Regions from separate parts of the Homo sapiens genome. Here region 1 is linked to region 2. A link is an interaction called in ENCODE POLR2A ChIA-PET data of the cell type or tissue named here. Cell type or tissue: GM12878. All regions are shown on one strand.

Region 1 (4,000 bases), 240 kb before region 2:
ACTTTATTTAGTGTTGACCAACACATTACACGTTTCAGTCATCTAGGATCACTCCAGCTGCTCCAGATAGCAAGATTTGCCGAAGTAAGAGAAGAGAGTGCAAGAGATTATTACACCAGCAATTAAATACTTCAGCCTGAAAGTGATATATGTGACTTCACCTCATAACCTATTGGCCAGGACCACATGGCCCCAACTGCGAGGAGGACAGCAAAGTGTAATCTTTCAGGTTTCTAAGAGGAGAAAAAAAACTAGATATGTGTGAGCATCACAACCATGTAACTTAGAGCTGTCAAAGGTGATGAAAAGTTACAATATTCATACAGTTTTCAACTTGGAGGATTGTAGTCACTGTATTTTGTGTTATTTAGTTGTTTCTCCCTCCCAACTTCCCACATCTTAAATGTAACTATACTAATATTTCAGGTTTCAGGTGACAGTATGTCTGAATTGATACCAACTCACAATAAGACATGAGTCTGAGCCTTGTGCTCATGCTCAGTTTACAAAATAGTTTATCGGTACCTTCTGGACCTGTTAGGGCTGCGTCTCGTAATTGCCATTTCCATTTTACAATGGAATACTACTGGGCATGCCCAGTTTTATGGTTGTGATCAGATGATAGTTAGTTTGTGGTAGGTGTTTTAGGTTGTCCAGTCACTAGACCACCAAGTGCTTTGTTCTGGGACTTGCCAGAGTCTCCAAACAGCATCTCTGCTGCCATGCTACAGTTCCAATGCCATTGAATCCATTAGGTCATAAGACTCAAGTGGCATGTCAACTTTCAACCCAGCCTGGACATGCTGCAGGTCTTATTCTTGTTCCAGGACTTCCTTAAGACTGGAAGCTTATAGGTTATTTCCTAAGTAGGTTAGTGCAGCATGCCCAAATGTGGTATATGTTGTCACCAAAATCCAGAGGCTTATCAAATACAGTGCCTTTTTCTTTGTGGTGGAGGGTGCAAAGTCCTGCCATTTGTGATTTCCTAACATGCTACAAACCACTGGCCTCTTTTCACACGTCACCAAAGTGGTGGCAGGGCCCTGAACTTTCAGAGGGTTTATCTCCCACCCTTAGCATATATATTTTCTACTTCCTTCTCACTAGGTCCAACAAACAACATGCTTATCAATGTAAAGAACTCGTGTGATGTTCCACAGAATACAATAAAGATATACCCTTGTCTCTGCTATATAAATGCAAACTGCTTCTGATTTTGCCTACTGGTTAGGATGGGAAAGAACGCATTTTCAGGACAACAGTTGTATGTCAGGTGCCTGGGGGGATCATTTGTTTCAGTAAATATCCTGTATCCAAAACCATAGCTGCAACTAACTTCACCACCTGATTAGGTTTGCAATAATCCACTGTCATTTTCAAGGCCCGTTAGGCTTTTGTTCCAGCCAAACAGAAAAGTTTTATGCAGATATAGTAGGAATTACTACCCCTGCTTCTCTCAAGGTCTTTATGGCAGCAGTAATTTCTACAATTCCCCTAGCAGGATCACTTACTGTTTAGTAGCTTGGTGAATTGTTTGGGAAGAGCTCCAGTGGCCCTAGATAGTCCTTCCTTTCATAGTAGCCTTCACTCAACAGGACAGGGAACCAGAATGGTATCCTGCTAGTTACCAACTATATGTGTATGCATATGCATGTACATGTGTATGTGTACATGCATGTGTATGTGTACCTGTATGCATATGTGTGTGTGTGTGTGTGTGTATGTATTCCCACCAGATATCCTGGGACTGGGATAATATACACTGGATGGGCCTGCAATCCCAGTAGGTCCACTGTTACATGAATTGGAGCCACAAATTCATCTAACACCTGACATCCATAAGCCCTACTTTGGCAGATGATTGTAATGTTTTTGGTCTGTGGCATAAGTGTAAAATCAGAGCCAGTATGTGATACTTCCCAGTAGGTTTTATATTCCCTTCTCCCCGTCCACAGACCCCTGGGTGAATAGCTCCAGGTCACCCTGTGGAAGACTTGGGAGGAAATCCACTGGATACACTATGGCTAAAGTACAGAGTTCTTCTTCAGAGGCAACTGGCCTCCATCTCTGTTGAGGGGCTTCATCCGTCCACTGGCTGAGTTCTGAGACTCTGGTAGGAAGCCATGAATCCTAACATGGTGTCTAGTTTGTTTCTGCCCAGTAGTCCTAGAGGTCTAGGTCTACTCAGTGGACCTCAGTAAGCTGCCCCTTGATTTCATGTCAAAACACTCCTATGACCATTCCTTCTCCATGATGCATTGTGCTAACTGCACATAAATTTGTCTTTGTCTATTAACAACTCCCACCTACCCTCTACCTCTCTGGAATCCCATTTTCTCGTTGTAATTGGGACATGCCATTTTTGCAGCATTTCCATTGTCTTCTCTGGAAGTCAGAGGACAGCTACCAAGGAAGGCCCCTTCCCCAGTGCTTGGTGAAGAGGTGTTCTCCAAACCTCCTGCTAGGTAGTAGCAGAGCTGGTTGCTAATAACAGGGCTTTAAAGAGACAAATTTAAAAGCCACTGCCACAAGTTTCTGAATGCTGAACCCTAGCATTCCACCGGAAGACCACAACTGTGCTGGATACCTCATTCTGCCTTCCAGCATACCAAGAGAGTGCATTACTAGGGGAACCTAGTCACTATTCAGACCATTAGTTGCAAGGAGTTTGGGAAATGTAGTTTCTAGCTGGATGGCCAGGTGCCTAACTAAAACTCTTTTACTATGACAGAAAGGAAGAACAGATTCAAGGAATAATTTCCAGTTCCCCACATTCAGCTCTCCTTCTCTACCAGTTCCTTCCCATCAGCATTTAAACATGTTCACAGATTGTTGTTATTTTCTTCCACTTTGGGAGGAAAAGTAAAACTCATTTCCATATCCCCCCTCACTATTTCTCTCCCTTTATTCTATATAATTAAATATTATAAAAGAATTGTCAGCTAGATGTGGTGGCTCACGCCTGTAATCCCAGCACTTCGGGAGGCCGAAGTGGGTGGATCACTTGAGGTCAAGAGTTCAAGGCCAGCCTGGTCAACATGGTGAAACCCCATTTCTACTAAAAAATTACAAAAATTACCCAGGTGTGGTGGTACATGCCTGTAGTCCCAGCTACTTGGGAGGCTGAGAGAGGAGAATGCTTGAACTCAGGAGGCAGAGGTTGCAATGAGCTGAGATCATGCCACTGCACTCCAACTTGGTCAACACAGCAAGACCCTGTCTCAAAAAAAAAAAAAAAAAAAGAATTGTCTTCGAATGCTTATCAGTGTATGTAGAAAAGTCTAAATTTAGCATAGGAAAAGGAGCTCTGGATATTAATACACAATATACAAAACTGAGACCTGTGGAATGATTGAAAATTGAAGACTTATTTTTTTTAACATCACCAGTGTGGTAAGCAGGATAATGACCATCCTCCCCCAAAAGATGTCCATGTCCCAATTCCAGAAACTGTGCATATGTTACCTCACAGAGCAGAAAGGGATTTTGTAGACATGGTTAAAGTTAAGAACCTTGAGATTAAGACATTGACCAGGCACAGTGGCTTACATCTGTAATCCCAGCACTTTGGGAGACTGAGGCAGGAGGATTGCTTGAGCCCAGGAGTTTGAGACCAGCCTGAGTAACATAGCAAGACCCATTTGTACAGTCAATCAACCAATAACAAAGAAGAATTGGGGAAAATATCTTGGATCATCTGAGTGCGCTCAATCTAATCACGTGGGTCCTTAGGAGTATAAGATGAAGAAGAAGGGATATTACATGAAAGGGACTCCACTCTCTGTTGCTGGCTTTGAAGGTGGAGGAAGGGGACTGACCATGAACCAAAGAGTGTGGACATTCTCTAGAAGCTATGAATGACCCTCAGCTGACAGCCAGGAAAGAAAGCGGGGCCTCAGTCCTACAACTGCAGGGAACTGAATTCTGCCACTGACTTCAATGAGCAAGGAAATAGGTTCTCCCCTACAACCTCCAGAAAGGAATGCAGCCTGCTGACCCC
Region 2 (4,000 bases):
CAGTAAATAGTGTCCTTTATTTTTTATTTTTAAATTTATTTTTATTTTTAGGATTTGTGAGTACATAATAGGTATATATATTTATGGGGTTATATTAGATATTTTGATAGAGGCGTGCAATGTATAATAGTCACATCATGGAAAATAGGGTATCCATCCGTTCAAGCATTTATCCTTTGTGTTACAATCTAACTATACTCTTTTAGTTATTTTAAGATGTACAATTAAATTATTTTGAGTATGGTCACTCTGTTGTGTTATCAAATACTAGGTATCATTCATTCTTTCAAACTATTTTTTTGTACCCATTAACCATCCCTACCTCCCCCCTACTATACTTCCCAGCTTCTGGTAACAACCCTTCTACTCTCTATCTCCATGAGTTCAATTGTTTTGATTTTTGCATCCCACAAATAAGTGAGAACATGTGATGCTTGTCTGTCTGTGCCTGGCAATAAGTAGAATTGTTATCTCTTCATTTGTTCATGCCAGAAATCTGGGAGGGATCCTGGAAATCTTCACCTTTTCCATTCGGTCAATCTCTCATTACTTTGACACCACCTGCAAATATCTCTCAAATCTGTCTACTTGTCTTTACTTCTGTTGTTGGTTGCCTTCATTTGAACCACCGCCATCTCTTCGTGTACCACTCTAGAAGCCTCCTAACGAGTCTGTCTTCCGGTTTTCTGTACCTTTCATCTCTCCCTCAGCAGCCAGAGTAATCTTGAAAAGCTCTAATTATCATTCTGTCAATTCACTGCTTGAAAACCCTCCTGTGGCTTTCCACTGTACCCCCAATAAAATGCTAACCTTTCCCAGAGCCCACAAGGCCCGGCACGCTCTGATCCCCTGCCATCACTCAGCATTACAGGCTCACTTCATTGCTCCTTACGCTTCAGCCATTCTGGCCTTTTGACATTCCCTGTAATGCTCAAACTCCTCACCTTCATCCTTTGCCTCTGCTGATCTCAGCAGGAAACAATTTCCCTTGCCCTTTGCACCACGGATTCCTTCTCACCTTTTAGGTTTTAGCTTAAATGTCACTACTTTGAAGAAGCTCTCTTTGCACACATTTCTCCTTAGACCTCCTCTAATGCATTCCTCACTGTACTCCTACTTTTCTTCATTGGAAGGAATTACTAGAATGTGCGCTTATATATCTCCTTAGGTGTTCATGTATCTGGCTTACATCTTCTCTACTGAACAGTAATTTCCACGAAGGCAGGGGGCTGTGCTTGTTTTGTTCATAGCTGTATCCCCATCACCTGGCATTGCATGCTTAACAGCTGTTTATCTCGTAAAATAGATAAATATTTAAAGTTTATTAAGATGGCAACTTTGGAGAAGCACCTCTTTGGTACTTTTATTGCCATGTTGCATGGTGGTTATGCTTGGTGGGCCCAGACCTACATGACTTGGAATCCCTATTCCTATCTTCTGTGAACTTGAGCAGTTGTTAGCTTCTGTGATCCCTGCAGTTCATTCTGGGCCGACTTCTTTCTTGAGTGTACCAGTTTCACAGAAGACATATTATATGGAGGTTTATTTGGGATCACTAGTTGGGTAGATCCAGATGTGGGAGCTTAAAAAATGACACAGGTGCTCATGTAAGTGTGCCTTAAGTTATCTATGAGACACTGTGTGTAAATTCATGCACTGTGAAAACGTATGCTAGCACTTCTTGTATCTGTACTCTCAAATGGAATGTGGGACATTCCATATTATTTGGGGAGTCAGGATTCCTGGCTGGTGGTGCTTTGTAGGACTCTTTGGTTTGCCATTGCTGTAGGTCACATGGTCTAAAATGTAGAGAGGATAAAATGATATTTTGAAAGATGATCCCTTTTCCCTGACTAGTTGTTGCTCTTAATTCTTTCTTTTAGAGCTTTGTTGCCCCAGCTATTTTACACCCAAGCAGCAAATTATCCAGGTGGGAGTGAGGGGAATCCAGGGGTCAGCCTGGGGTAGAAAGTTGAAACTGAGCATCCTGAATGTGGGCATAGTCGCTTATTTTGAGTGTTCCCTACGTTAGAGTATGAAGGTCTCTTTGGGAGAAACCCTCACATAATGAAACACTGCTGAGGAGCCTTTGGTTACATTAAGAATCTTTTCCTATTCCAAATCACTTATTTTTTCTGTAATGTTAAGCTTGGATTTTTGATCACCTTTCTAAAAAGAGGGATGGCACATTCTTAAATAGTGTTTCGAGATTTTCTTTTCTATTTTGGATATTTCTGGTCTCCTGGAAGCAGAGGGTGAGAAGCCACTACTCTCACCACTATATTGTTACTAAGTATGTTTTCTTTTGATGAATATTTTCTTTTATTTGCATTTTCAGCATTTTGTGGCTTAACATGAAAATCCCCAAACCAGCCAACATAAAAAGAAAATGTGGTTGTGGCTGGAGTTTGTGTGTGTGGCTTCTCTCATGTGAGCTTCCCTGATGTCATGTTTGCTAGCACGCCCAAGCATTTGACTTTTTCGTGAGCCTCCAGTGACTCTACTTTGCTAATATACCTTAAATCCTTAGGAGGTTTCTGTAATGAAGGGCAGACTGGTTGTATTTGAACAAGTAGCTACAGTCCTAGTTCTTTACATAATGTAGTCTGATTATCAATAAAGGAATGTAATTGAATTTTAAATTTCTAAGGAGGGGGAAGGAAAAAAACAATCTCAAACAGAAGTGTTCTGTTAATGAATGTGATAGACCCCTTTGTTGTTTACAGACAGCCGTCTTGCTGTTTTGTGGAAGAGAGTTGGGGCTGTGTTGTACATTTCACTGGCAATCTGCCCACCTCCTCTTCCCTGAAAATATTTATGGAGTTCTAGTGCTTTAATAAGTTGAGAAGTGATTTAATTGTTGCATTGGCAGAGTGAGATAAAGCCGTTAAATACGTTCATTTTCTTTCTGGGTGGGATGGAAGAGGGAAATGAAATACTAATTTTTTCCTTTTTGGAAACCTAATGCTGTGCTCTTTTGTTATCACTCTTGTTCTCTAGGCATTAAGTGTAACTGAAACCCTGATTAAACCCTTGGAAAAATTCAGAAAAGAGCAACTTGGAGCTGTAAAGGTTTGTGTCTAATTTGAATACACTCAGAAAACATAGATGCCTCTGCTGCTTCATGGTACACTTTATTCACATTTGGCAGCTTTGAAGGAGATGCCGGAGCAAACCATCTGTTGTTTTGTTTGAAATGTGCTTTTCCCCCTTTGGGGGATATGGAATTGGAAACAAAACAAAAACACCTGGACAAGATGGTAAAACCTCTAGTAATCTTCTTGGGCTACACCTTTCCATATAGAGTTTTAAAAATACCTGTAACCAAACAACACATTTGCTCTGAATAGAAGGAGCTTATTACTGGGGGGAGTGTAGTTATTTCTGTGCGCACCTCAGTTTTATGGAGGAGTGTAGCATTACAGTAGGGTTTAAGATTATAGACGCTGCCACACTGTGATGCCGTTGAAACTAGGAAGAGACTATTAAGTTACTGGGATGTAATTTCCTTCAATTTAACAAAAATTTATTGAGCCTCTATTATGTGCAAGTATTGTTATGGTATTGTGCATTATATTGTGTGTTGTATAGTACTGTGCTGGGGATTCAAAGGTGAGTGAACCACAGACTTTGTACTTAAGTATCTGGGATTTAACCGTGATTTCCAGGAATAATGCAGTGGTTTTGCCACAAGGAGCCTGAGATATATTTAGCAACTTATTTAAAATGTGCAATCTGAGCTTTGAAATTACCCCAGAGAAATAATTTCCACCGGTCTTTCCTGAATTTTGTGTATGTACTTGAGAAAGAAAAAGTAACATTTGCATGCTGTTGACCATTTTTGGCTTGGCCCAAGGAGAGGGGAATTAACATCAATTTTAGGTAGGGAAGGGAGTTTTTATATTTGTATTTTTTTCCCCCCACGTGGCTGGGGATGTGAGTTTTTTTTTTTTTCTCTTCCTAAAAGAAATGACTAAAATCCCTTGGTGGAAATAAACAC

The links. ChIA-PET counts read pairs that join two places held together with the same protein. Peaks named below come from ENCODE experiments on the same cell type or tissue, not always from the same donor. Only the 100,000 strongest peaks of a DNase experiment are listed, where the experiment ranks them.
Region 1: POLR2A ChIA-PET joins it to region 2 with 7 read pairs; 3 of 35 experiments call an interaction of 5 or more read pairs at or near these places.

The regions. Positions count from the first base shown.
Region 1 is chr4:147,606,746-147,610,745 of GRCh38, forward strand. It overlaps TMEM184C-DT (TMEM184C divergent transcript), which reads right to left. Exons shown (of 2, transcript NR_186679.1): 2 at 1-3,216. Among named protein-coding and RNA genes, the nearest start is that of TMEM184C-DT, 8.5 kb to the right of the region's middle. In GM12878, no CTCF peak of the experiment used is centred here; no DNase peak of the experiment used is centred here.
Region 2 is chr4:147,844,151-147,848,150 of GRCh38, forward strand. ARHGAP10 (Rho GTPase activating protein 10) reads left to right here. Exons shown (of 23, transcript NM_024605.4): 4 at 3,001-3,072. Among named protein-coding and RNA genes, the nearest start is that of MIR4799, 64 kb to the left of the region's middle. In GM12878, no CTCF peak of the experiment used is centred here; a DNase peak (open chromatin) is centred at 2,391; H3K27ac peaks cover 1,221 bases.